3 separate regions of the Homo sapiens genome follow, and all the other regions are linked to region 3. A link is a contact called in ENCODE Hi-C or POLR2A ChIA-PET data. All regions are on one chromosome and are shown on one strand. The core of a region is the stretch at or near the end of the contact, and the rest is flanking DNA. Distances in the headings are between cores, read along the strand shown. Region 1 has its middle 61 kb from the start of PPP1R17. Region 2 overlaps PDE1C (phosphodiesterase 1C). Region 3 has its middle 92 kb from the start of PDE1C.

Region 1 (3,251 bases), core at 752-3,251, 410 kb before region 3:
AATGTGAAGATGGATTTGGAGGAATGTAAAAGATAAAGACTTTGAGAATGAGTCACTAGGAAAATGATAGTAGCAATAACAGAAATATAGACGTCAGGGAGAAGACTGTACAAGAGCTGCAGGAGAATATGGGAGTGACACTTACAGCACTCCAAGACACTCAGATGAAGAAGTCCAGCAAGTCATTAGGAGTGCAGGTACAGGACTGAGAGAGTGACAAGGACAAATGCATAGATTCAGAAAGTTCAAGGGGAATGGGCCTGTGGAAATATCACTGTGCTCTGGCAGTTTGGATATCTATCCAAAATAGTTGGATTCCATTGCTGACTTTCTATAAAAATCAAATATAAGTATATTTCAGCAGTAGAAACCGGATATGGTTCAGTGGGGGAAACCAGTTTTAAACATGAGAACACAGCTTCCTCTGAGACTTCAGGGAAGAATGAGAATGGTGTAGAGTCAGATATCCACAGAAGTAGGAAACACAAAAATTAGGGAATTTTTTTTTCCCACATGGACTATGCTGTCGACATGTCCTAATTGAGAGGACAGGGAAAAAAAGCCACAAGTTGGAGAAAGAGCCAACCATTTGGATTAACTGATGAGAGGTGGGGAAGATGCATTCAATGAGCAATGGTGCATGGAGGCCAGAGGTCCAAATGTGTGGGTGGTAATGTCAGCTCTTCTCCTAGAAAGGTAGGTAGGTCTTCTTCTAGAAATGCTTCATGACATGGGTTCAGTAGAGGACACAATCAATCCTGGCCTAAGAGGGAGAGGGAAACTCACAATCCTGAGTGTTGAGAAGAATCATGCCATTGCTGCTGGTCCTGAATTCTATGTTGGATGACAGGAGCATGGTTGAATATGAAAAACTTGTGATGCCAGGGAGCAGGCTCAACAAAGGGGCACACCAGAAAAGTCTGTGTGAACAACACAATGCATGGAAAAAATATATAGCAGTGCAATCAAAGGACCTCAATTGAACCTCCTTTCTACCTTTCCTCACTAGTTCTGCAAACTTTCTGAAAAATTTAACCCATTGGCTAATCAACAATAAGGACAGTAAGTCTTCCCACACAGGTTCATTATAAGAGTTAAAAAATATATTAGCATATATTAAAGTGCCAGGAACCTGGTGGGTTCTCAAAAATTATTACCTGGATTTTGAAACCGACTATGCTAGAGCAGTGTTCTATCATTTCAAATTTTTGCCCACTATGATTGTAATCACCTGATGAGTTCTTCCTACCTCCTGCACAGAAAAAAAAATCAGTCCACTGAGATCTCAGCATTGCAGTAGAGAAAGAGTTTAACTGACACAAGGCTGGCCTACACTGGAGAACTTACACTTACTTATCACTTACATCAGTCTCCCTGAAGGCTCCAGGGCTCTGAGTTGAGGAGATTTTATGGGCAAGTTGGTGGGCAGGGGTTAGGGAATGGGAGCTGCTGATTGGTTAGGGATGAGATCATAAGGGTGTGGAAAATGGCCCTCATGCACTGAGTCTGCCCCTGGGTGTGGTCACAGGGTCAGTTGAGTCAGGAGTCACAAGTCCAGGTGGAGTCAGTCTGCAAAACATCTCAAAAAAAAAAAAAAATCAGTCTTGGGTTCTACAACCCTCTGGCCATATAACTCCTGAGCAAGAAAGGATTATAAAAACTGTGCTTACATTTTAGCAGAGTTCAGGCTCCTCCCATAATCCTGTTCTTGTGGCCTTTCGTCAGTCTTACAAAGGCAGTTTTTGGTCCCTGAGCAAGGAAGGGATTAGTTTTAGGGAGGGACTATTCTTATCCTCCCTTTCAAGTTAAACTATAAACTAAATTCCTTCTGAAGTTAGCTTAGCCTACACCCAAGAATAACCAAGGGCAGCTTGGAGATCAGAAGCAAGAGGGAATCAACTATGTCAGATTTCTCTTACTGTCATAATTTTGCAAAGGCAGTTTCACAATCACATATATTTTTCTCTCTTGTTATATTTATTTAGTATCCTTTTACCTTTGTGTCTTACAAAAGTTTGGAATCTTTCTTTACCTAGTGAGTCATAAGAGATGCTGCTAAAAGGGCAATGACCATACATGCATTGTCTCCATAATGACTGATATCTAGACGAGATGGTTCTATAAGCTTGGCTCAGCTGAATCTCTTATTCAGGTGTACAAAACAAAGCATGCCAGTGAACATTCACAGAGAACCCAAGTTGAACATTATGAGTTAAAGATGCAGTTAAAATATGAACATGTGAAGTTAAAATATGCAGATGAGGAGAGTATTCCACAGTTATTATCACTTGTTATTCCCCAAAAGCAGCTTTTCATGTTCTGTGAATGTAACAAAAGTATAATGAATACTCATAAGTCTCCTAGATCAGTCTTAAAAATAAAACCACTAGCAAAGGCCTACTGTCACCATCTATGATGCAGGGCCTTCTCTTGCCTCAACTGGCCTTGCTGACGGCACTTGAGGCTACATCAGGGCCACGCTTGGAGGCCAAGTCATGAAGCCTTCACCCACTCCCACCCTCAGTCCCAGGGCATCCCCAGTTCCAACCTAATTTGACAAACTCTCAATAAATCAGCATGTTGTTCCAACAGAGATTTCTTTTAAATTGAAAATGGATCAAAGAGAATATAATTGATCATGTGAAATTGCAGCCAATGGGAAAACAAACTGAAAGCTTGCTGATGTACAAGTGGCCTTTCATCTAAGGAAGAGAGATTTGGATGAAAATCCTAGACTTAAAAAATAGTGGCTATCAACCATCTCTACCTTCTCCTTCTATCCTGCAGGGACAAGAAATCCTAACAGAGGGATGCTGGAGTGTCTGTTCTATTTCAAAAGCTTGGTGGCTGTGCTCATGATAAGGCTTAACTGGCTTGCAGAAGGAAAAGGTAGGAAGACAAGAGAATTTGCATTCTCTAAGCACCTATAAATGAAAGTCACTGCCCTACCTTTGTGAGGTTGATATTATAACTGAATGGAAAAAAAAATAAACAAGCAGAACTCCTGGGCAGGGTCAAGTGGGGTGGGCAGGAGAGGTGGTGGTGGAAGTGGAAAGGATATATTTATTGGGTTCTTTCCTTACGTGGATTGGTCTTGCCCTAAGGATTGGATTTTGTTTAAGGGAAACACTGCCATTTCAAATCTGCTATGGGTTTTTTGTGCTTATAGGAGTGTGACCCAGAGTCAATGCCCATTGTTTGTCAGGGTGAGCTCACATGTCTTGAAAATATGTGGTGCTGAAAAAATGTGG
Region 2 (3,562 bases), core at 380-2,879, 350 kb before region 3:
AAAAATTCTTATTAAATTCTTTATAACTTTTTTTTCCAGACTATAATGCACTTGAATACAAAGCAAATGAATTAAGAGCAATCTCCAGAAGGGGGCAGGACGAGTCGGGACAATGGCCTTCTGTGCCTCCTAGGGTGGTCACCAGGATTAACTGAAGTAATTTTTGCAAGGTTCCTGGAATATGATATAAGCTATCATTATTATTACATGTGTTAAAATATTGTTCTCTGATTACATGTTATAAATGGTTAATTATAAAAATAATTGGAGAACATCGTGCTAAGCACTTTCTACATGTAGAAATCATTGACCACGGCCCTGTGGCATAATAGCTAGAACACGGTTCTGAGTAGATTACCTGGTCGCACCAGGCAGGCAAGAGAATGAATATGTACAAAGAGAACTTAAAACAGCATCTAGTGTGCAGTCAATACATGCTATTTGTTGTTATTCTCTTCACTGTTTTTACTATCATGAGTATTACTGAAGGTTCCATGAGGCCTGTGCTGTGAATAGGTATTACTATATACATTGTGTAGAAACAGTAGAAGGTTAAGTAGCCTGGCCAAGGACACTGAAAAGGGAGAAGCACAGCTTGACTTGAATCTAGGTCTGTTGACTGCTAAATTACCTTGCTATTCAGCCACAACCTGTCAATTGCAAGCTCTGGAGACTCAGAACTTCCTGCCTGCCCCTAAACAAGGAAACCAAATCAAAGCCCTGTGTACTTGCTCATCTTGTTCTCTCCACTCAGAAGTATCTTTAGCCCATCTGACCAGCCAGCTTCAGCATTCAAAACCCCCTCTTGAAGCCTACTCTGACATTTACCCCATTTTATAATCCCCAGTCCCCAAAAAGCTAATGTGTTTTTCTCTGCACATGTTCCTCGGGCATTTTATCTGCCATGTCACTACTTTCACTTGCACATTTCACTAGAAATATTTGGAGGATGTCTCTATCACCTTTGATATTTTGGGCTTCTTGTGGCCTTTCCATTTCTAAATCCCTAGTGCTAAGCATGGTGCTTGGCACGTAGTTGTTAATCGATATTTGTTGCATTAAATATAAGAAATCAATAACTATATGCACACTATGGTGACCAGCTTACCCCAGTTTGCCTGGAGCTCTTCTGTTTTTAAAACAGAAAGCTCTGTGTCTCCCAGTCCCAGGTAAACTGAAACAGCTGGTCCCCCTAAAGTACACACTTGTACACACACAGATATACAGATATCTATTACAGGAAAAGGCTCAGGCAAACCTGAGGTCTGGCCCTCATAGAGCGATGGTATATATGGGAAAATGACTTTCCATTTACCCACTTTACACTCAGGAATGTGCTGGGGTTGATCATGGTAATTTTCCCCCAGCTGGCAGGCAGGCAGGCACTGGCTAGAGTCTCCAGGGCAGCTGGAAATGGCCAGAAAGGTATCAATCTCCCTGAAGAGGATGGCACAGGTGAGCTGGTAGCTGCTTCTGCTGGAATCCTGCAGCCCAATGAGGTGGGATCAGAAGGAACTGGATGAGCAGGGAAGCCTTGCCCTGTGAGCTGACCCCATCAGTAGGGTTGTTCACCAGTTTCCATTCATTATGTCATTAATGCCGCGAAAAGAGCCCTTCACCAGTGTAAGTCTACTCACCATTCTGTTGCTGTTCTCCTGATGACTTCTCGGCTTTGGAGTTTTTCCCACGAGGGTTGTCACTTTTGTTTGCCCGTGTTCCATTGACTTGATTCTTAGTTTCTCCAGACGTCTTTTTCTCAGCTTTGCCAGATGCGCCTTCTTCAGCCTGGCTTTTGGCTTCCATTTCCTTTTGCTGCTCCTCTGCGGCCAGGCGAGCCTTTTCCTCTGCTTCCTTCTTGGCCTTCTCCTCTGCATCCATGGCAAGTTGGGAAAGCCACAGAAAAGAGAAAAAGAGGTCATGCCGTTAGGAGAATGGCCTGTTTTAGTACACAAAGAGTATCTAAGGTGTTTACTGAGTGTTTGGGTACATTTTTGCTTAATTCATCAGATTGGCATGTATACTTAGGAAACGAATAAAATAGGTTCATAATGATGTCATTCTGAAAACAGTTAGAGGAGAGGTCAGGGAGAAAATAATAAGGATAATAATTAATAAACCAATATTATAATTGTATTATTAATATCACCGTTATTAATAGCTTCTATTGAACGTGTTCGCTCTGCCAAGTATTATGCTGAGTGTTTTTTGGGGATTATTTATTTTCATCCTCAAAACAACCTTACAGCAGCTACTATTACTGTGACTCAATTTGACAAATGTGGAAATCAAGGCTGAGAGACATCATAAAACTTTCCCATAGCCACAGTAAAAACTGCAGCTTCATGTGGGCTTGCTTAAGACCTAGAGTTTAAACACAAACAATTGATTACAAAACAAAAAGGGAAAATATCCAACACTAGAGCAATTGAAGACAAACACACTGAGGACACTGTTTGTTAATTTAAAACAAGGAAGGGGATAATTGAGCCTTATGAAAAAAACATGGTCTTCAAACTGTCCACAAGATGAGAGGTAGCCTTTAGTTTGGCCAGGTACCTGGTCTGTGTCTTTCCTTTTAATGAAAAGATGCTAGCATTATTTCTAATCCAGTTGATTATAAAAGGGCTTGGCTCTGTGCTTAGTCAAAACCACCGCAGAAATGCGTAGGTTAAGTATTTATGAAAAGATTGGTTCACTCATCCAACTCATATTTATTGAGCAGTTGTAGCGTTAAGCACTGTTTTAGGTACGAGGAATACAGCAGCAAGCAAGTGGATTTATAAAGAGGAGATCATAATTAAGTAAACAAATGACTAAGATACTTGCAGTTTATAAAAAGCGCTTTGCAGAAAACCAAGCAGAGTAATATGCTGGAATATAATCAGCATAGGGGAGGGAAATTGCAGTAGACAAGGAGGTGGAGAAGGAAGGCCTCCTTGACAAGGTGACATTTAACCAAGTCCTAAATGATGAAGAGCTGGCCATGCAATAATCTGGACAAATAGTATCTCAGTCAGAGGAACTAGAAAATGCAAAGGCCATGAGGTAGAAATGAGCTTGGTATGCTCAAAGAACATTGAGTATGGTTAAAGTAAATTTGACAAGGGCTTAGTGATAGATGACGTGGTCAAATGACCAAGGACAAGCAGGGTTCAGATCATGCAGGGCTTTGGAGGCAATGAGGTGGCATTGCATTATGGAGAATAACCTACACAGAAGACACATAACAGAGCCCAATCCTCCAAGGTTCTAGAGACTCATCCCATGCAGCGCTTAATTCACTGCCAAGGTCTTCTAGCCTGTGCCATCAACTTCCACTGGGAAAAGTATTATTACATTTTTCTCTACATGTGTTTTAAAATGCTCCACACATCATTATCAGGTGTTTACTTTATTTCTTTTGTGTTAGCCTTGGTCCTAGAAAAAAGCTAATGCTCATAAATAATCCATTTGTTTTTAATCTAATGGACACCAGAGTGACTATGCATCTATCATGTTTCCCTTTGTTTTAGTTGCTAAAGAGCTCAAAGCCCAAATTTGGTCCAGATTCACACGTTCACGA
Region 3 (3,547 bases), core at 1,048-3,547:
CTGACTTCTGCAAACCACTGCCTATATTTTAGGCTTCCAAAGTCTGCAATGCATTTTCAACAGCATTACTCTTGCTGCCGTCTCTCCCAACCAGGAATTTCTCTAATGCCTGAGATGGACTGAATTTATACTTTCAGCTCCTAGAATTACACCATCCTTTTCATAGGAGGTTCGTGAGCTAAACCATAAAAAATGAATTGGGCTGCAAAACTACAACCCATTCATTCAATCAACAAATACACCTGAAGCATCTATGATATACCAGGCAATCCAGGCAGTGGGTCCCTGCCACCCAGAAAAATTTGTATCTAATGCAAAATATGAATAAGAATAATGTGGGATGTGCTACCATGGGCCAGTGGTAGTGTCCAGACAGCACACGGATAGGAGGTTGGGCAGCCCAGTTGTGGAGGTATCCAAGAGAGCACAGAGCATCCTTGACATTGGGCTACACCCGTGATCTCACTGCCAATCTCCTCTACTCTACTGCTCCCACCCTCATAGCTTATTGGTGCTACCTTCACACATCAAATACTCTATTGAAAATCTCTTCCCTGTAAGTCTACAGGTTGTGTACAATGAAGTTATTGCTCATGCAACTGGAGACGAGAAGTGCATTTACCTCGCACCCCATACTGACCCCCAGGGGTAGTTTGGTCCAAGCTGATCTCAAATCTTCACACTTCCTTCAAAGGAAGGAACTTCCTTTGTTTAGAGTTTAGAGAGAACTTCAGGGATTCCCTGCATATTTTGGGTCTTTATGTGGGCTGGAACAGCAGTTCCTGTTGCTAATTAGGAAACATAGAGAAGTTTATCCACACTTCACATTGGCAGGGTGAGTTAGGTGGAAGCTCCAGAAAGAGTGTCCCGCTCCTCCTCCCAACCCAACAGCACTGAAAGCTTCCTGAGGGTTATTCTAGGATGAATAACTCACACTTTGTAAAATGTGCTGCTAAAATTTATTGTGGTTGAGGCATATGCTGAGGGGTTGAGGACACCTCAGATGAGCTACATTCCTGGGGGTGGAAGCCTGGATTTCTCAACGGCCCAAGAAGAATGTGCTCTGGTTGGAAAAAGGATGCATTCTCTAGGGGGAGTCAGCCCTAGAGACAAGCCCACTGGCTAGGAGCCAGGTGTGTCCATCAGCAGACCTTCTGTATGAAGGTCAACATTTGTGAACCTTTCTTGGACAATGAAAACAATCATATTTTGAGGATAATTACAATTTTATCCTTATGTTGTAGTTTCTTTAATCTCAATGCTTCCACAAAATCCCCTGTAAGGCAATAAAAGTACAAGATACTAAAGAAAATTGTGACTTGCCCCATGTTCCCTCCCACTAGAGCCCATAGGGAAGATACTGCATCAAATATAAAATTAAATATAGACAGACTGGCCCAGAATATCCAGGCCAGTAGCATTGGAGCTATGCCCCCCGTGCCAAGCTAGAAGTGATGCACCAGCAGAGAACTGCAGTGTGATGGGAGACTGTGGTCCTCCTAGAAGCAGATGTCAAGACAGGATTAGACATACAAGAAATGTATTGGAGTAAAATCTGTAAAAACAAATGAGTAAAAAGCTGAGCGAGGCTGAGAAAGCCATCAGACCTGGATGCAGGTCTGACTCCCAGTAAAAGAAAGTTGGGTGGCAGTGTCTGAGACTGTACTGCAGCTCTAAAAAAAGTTCAGCAAGGCCGTTAGTGAGTCTGAACACCAAAGTCACCATCAAAGGAGTTCCATGTCTCCCAGGAACAGCTGACCTTAGGGTCCCTGCCATGCTCAGTCATCGCCAATGGGTTCCAATGGGTTCCTCTGGGATGCACAGCTTTGGCCATCACAGGGATAAATTTCCCCACACACAAGCTAGGAGGCCATGCGTCAAGTTCACTTTCTGTGATCAGAGATATGAAAGGTATATTCTCATGGCCACCACAGAGATAAGCCCTCCCTTCCCAAACTACCAGTGAGAGGACCAACAAGAATGCAAGAGGAATGGTGTCTACCTCATATATACTTGGTCATTTTTTAACACTGGAAGATCTGTCTCTAAAAACTTACAAAGAGAGACCTAAATATTGCCTTTATGTGAAGCCAAGGTTGCAATAAAAACTTCTCTAGGCTTTAAAAATTCTCAGAATTCATTCTTTCATTTTTCCCCTTGGCAAATGATTTGGATTTGCAAAGACTAAAGGTGAAAAATAACTCCAGGAAGGCAACACTAAGTCAGGAGAGTAGGTGTCCCCAGAAGTTTCCAATGGGTGAGCAACACTCAGTAATAGAAAAATATGTGTGACCAGACTTCCTATGAGCTAATTGGGAATTTTAACCCATGACTCATCCCAGGGCGGGGCCGAAGCTCCAGGGGACGCTACCCCACACCATGCCATATCATCAGCCAGACTGCACATTTCCTGAAAGTAATCAAGTCAGAAACTGACATTTTGGCAGCAGCCCCTAGTGGAAAAATGACTGCCAAAAGCCAAAATGAGGATGAGTTCAACGATTTAATTCTGCATGGAAAACACAATCCATTAAATGGGATCTGACAAGGCCTTAATCTCATCCGTAGCTGAGGGTGTTGGCTCAATGCGATTCTGCTCTCTGGAACATATTCTTAGTAAGCTATCTATAGAATCTAGAAAGCCTTTGCCAAAGCCCAAATAAGTCCATCCTAAGTGGGAAGAGAAGCTCACCAAGCCCCCACTGACTCTGTAGGGAGTAAGCACATGATTCTTCCAAGTGCAAAATTATCAAAACCTGGCAACTCAACCTGTGTTGGGAGTCGCATGATTCAAAGCAAAGGAACTGAGATGGGCAATGCACTGAGTGGCTTCAGAATTTCCACCACTGCCCAAGGAGGTCAGGCCCACAGCCAGCATCACTCACAAAGCATCCATAGGGCTCATATTCCCTGGCTGGGGCCCACTGCATAATCCAGTCACAAAAGAAAGAGTTGGGGGTGTAGAGGATCAGTCTTCTCCCAAACAGGGTTTTAAAAACTGAAGTGAGAAAGAATTAGAGGCTGTCACCTTCTTTGGCCCACTTAATCCTAACAGCAGCCCCCAAAGCCCATTATTTTACTGTTTGCATGTGAAAAATGAGGAAAGAGAACAAAAGCATTACTCAAATCATGTAGTTTAAAAGATTGTTTGCAAATTCATACTTGTGGGATTCCAAAGCCCATGTCTCACCACTCTGAAGGTGGTGGTCCTCAGACTATTGCATCAGTTGGAGCTTGTTAGAAATGCAGATTCACAGGCTGCACCCCAGACCTACTGAATCAGGATCTGCATTTAACAGGATTCCCCAAGGAATTCATTTAGACATAAGGTTTGAGAAGCAGTGCCTTCAATGGCTTCTATCCAAAAAGGGTAGGTGGATTGAAAACATAAGTCTAGACTAGAAAAAGATTTAGTGCAATAGAATAGGGCCAGTCTTATAGGATATATAAAATATGTATCAAAATATAACTCAAACTATATATCCAAAGTGCACACTCAAATTAGTATAACCAATCACACCATATCTTTTTTCACCAACAACAAATC

What was found. A loop is a pair of places that touch in the nucleus more often than their neighbours do. ChIA-PET counts read pairs that join two places held with the same protein, here RNA polymerase II (POLR2A). Pooled maps may share reads with other maps.
Region 1: a map of mammary epithelial cell shows a loop between it and region 3 (3-fold over the local background). The contact joins two enhancer-like sites. A Hi-C loop is called at or near these places in 16 of 168 maps with a recorded cell type or tissue (Caco-2, Calu3, HCT116 and 11 more), 3 of 37 single-sample maps with no recorded cell type and 14 of 50 pooled maps. POLR2A ChIA-PET finds 5 or more read pairs at or near these places in 1 of 52 experiments (A673).
Region 2: a map of PC-3 shows a loop between it and region 3 (14-fold over the local background). The contact joins two enhancer-like sites. A Hi-C loop is called at or near these places in 9 of 168 maps with a recorded cell type or tissue (Caco-2, Calu3, MCF 10A and 5 more), 1 of 37 single-sample maps with no recorded cell type and 5 of 50 pooled maps. POLR2A ChIA-PET finds 5 or more read pairs at or near these places in 1 of 52 experiments (PC-3).

What each region holds. Positions count from the first base shown.
Region 1 is chr7:31,746,275-31,749,525 of GRCh38, forward strand. It overlaps a transcript of PDE1C not described here. Among named protein-coding and RNA genes, the nearest start is that of PPP1R17, 61 kb to the left of the region's middle. Within about 2 kb of position 2,002, at least 2 of the 41 ENCODE cell types and tissues checked have a DNase peak (open chromatin) inside an H3K27ac peak, as active enhancers do; they include PC-3 and mammary epithelial cell, where a contact is called at or near this core.
Region 2 is chr7:31,814,287-31,817,848 of GRCh38, forward strand. It overlaps PDE1C (phosphodiesterase 1C), which reads right to left. Exons shown (of 18, transcript NM_001191057.4): 15 at 1,638-1,868. Among named protein-coding and RNA genes, the nearest start is that of PPP1R17, 130 kb to the left of the region's middle. Within about 2 kb of position 1,630, at least 2 of the 41 ENCODE cell types and tissues checked have a DNase peak (open chromatin) inside an H3K27ac peak, as active enhancers do; they include PC-3 and endothelial cell of umbilical vein, where a contact is called at or near this core.
Region 3 is chr7:32,160,899-32,164,445 of GRCh38, forward strand. It overlaps a transcript of PDE1C not described here. Among named protein-coding and RNA genes, the nearest start is that of PDE1C, 92 kb to the left of the region's middle. RefSeq lists an enhancer at 1,707-2,906. Within about 2 kb of position 2,298, at least 13 of the 41 ENCODE cell types and tissues checked have a DNase peak (open chromatin) inside an H3K27ac peak, as active enhancers do; they include PC-3, endothelial cell of umbilical vein and mammary epithelial cell, where a contact is called at or near this core.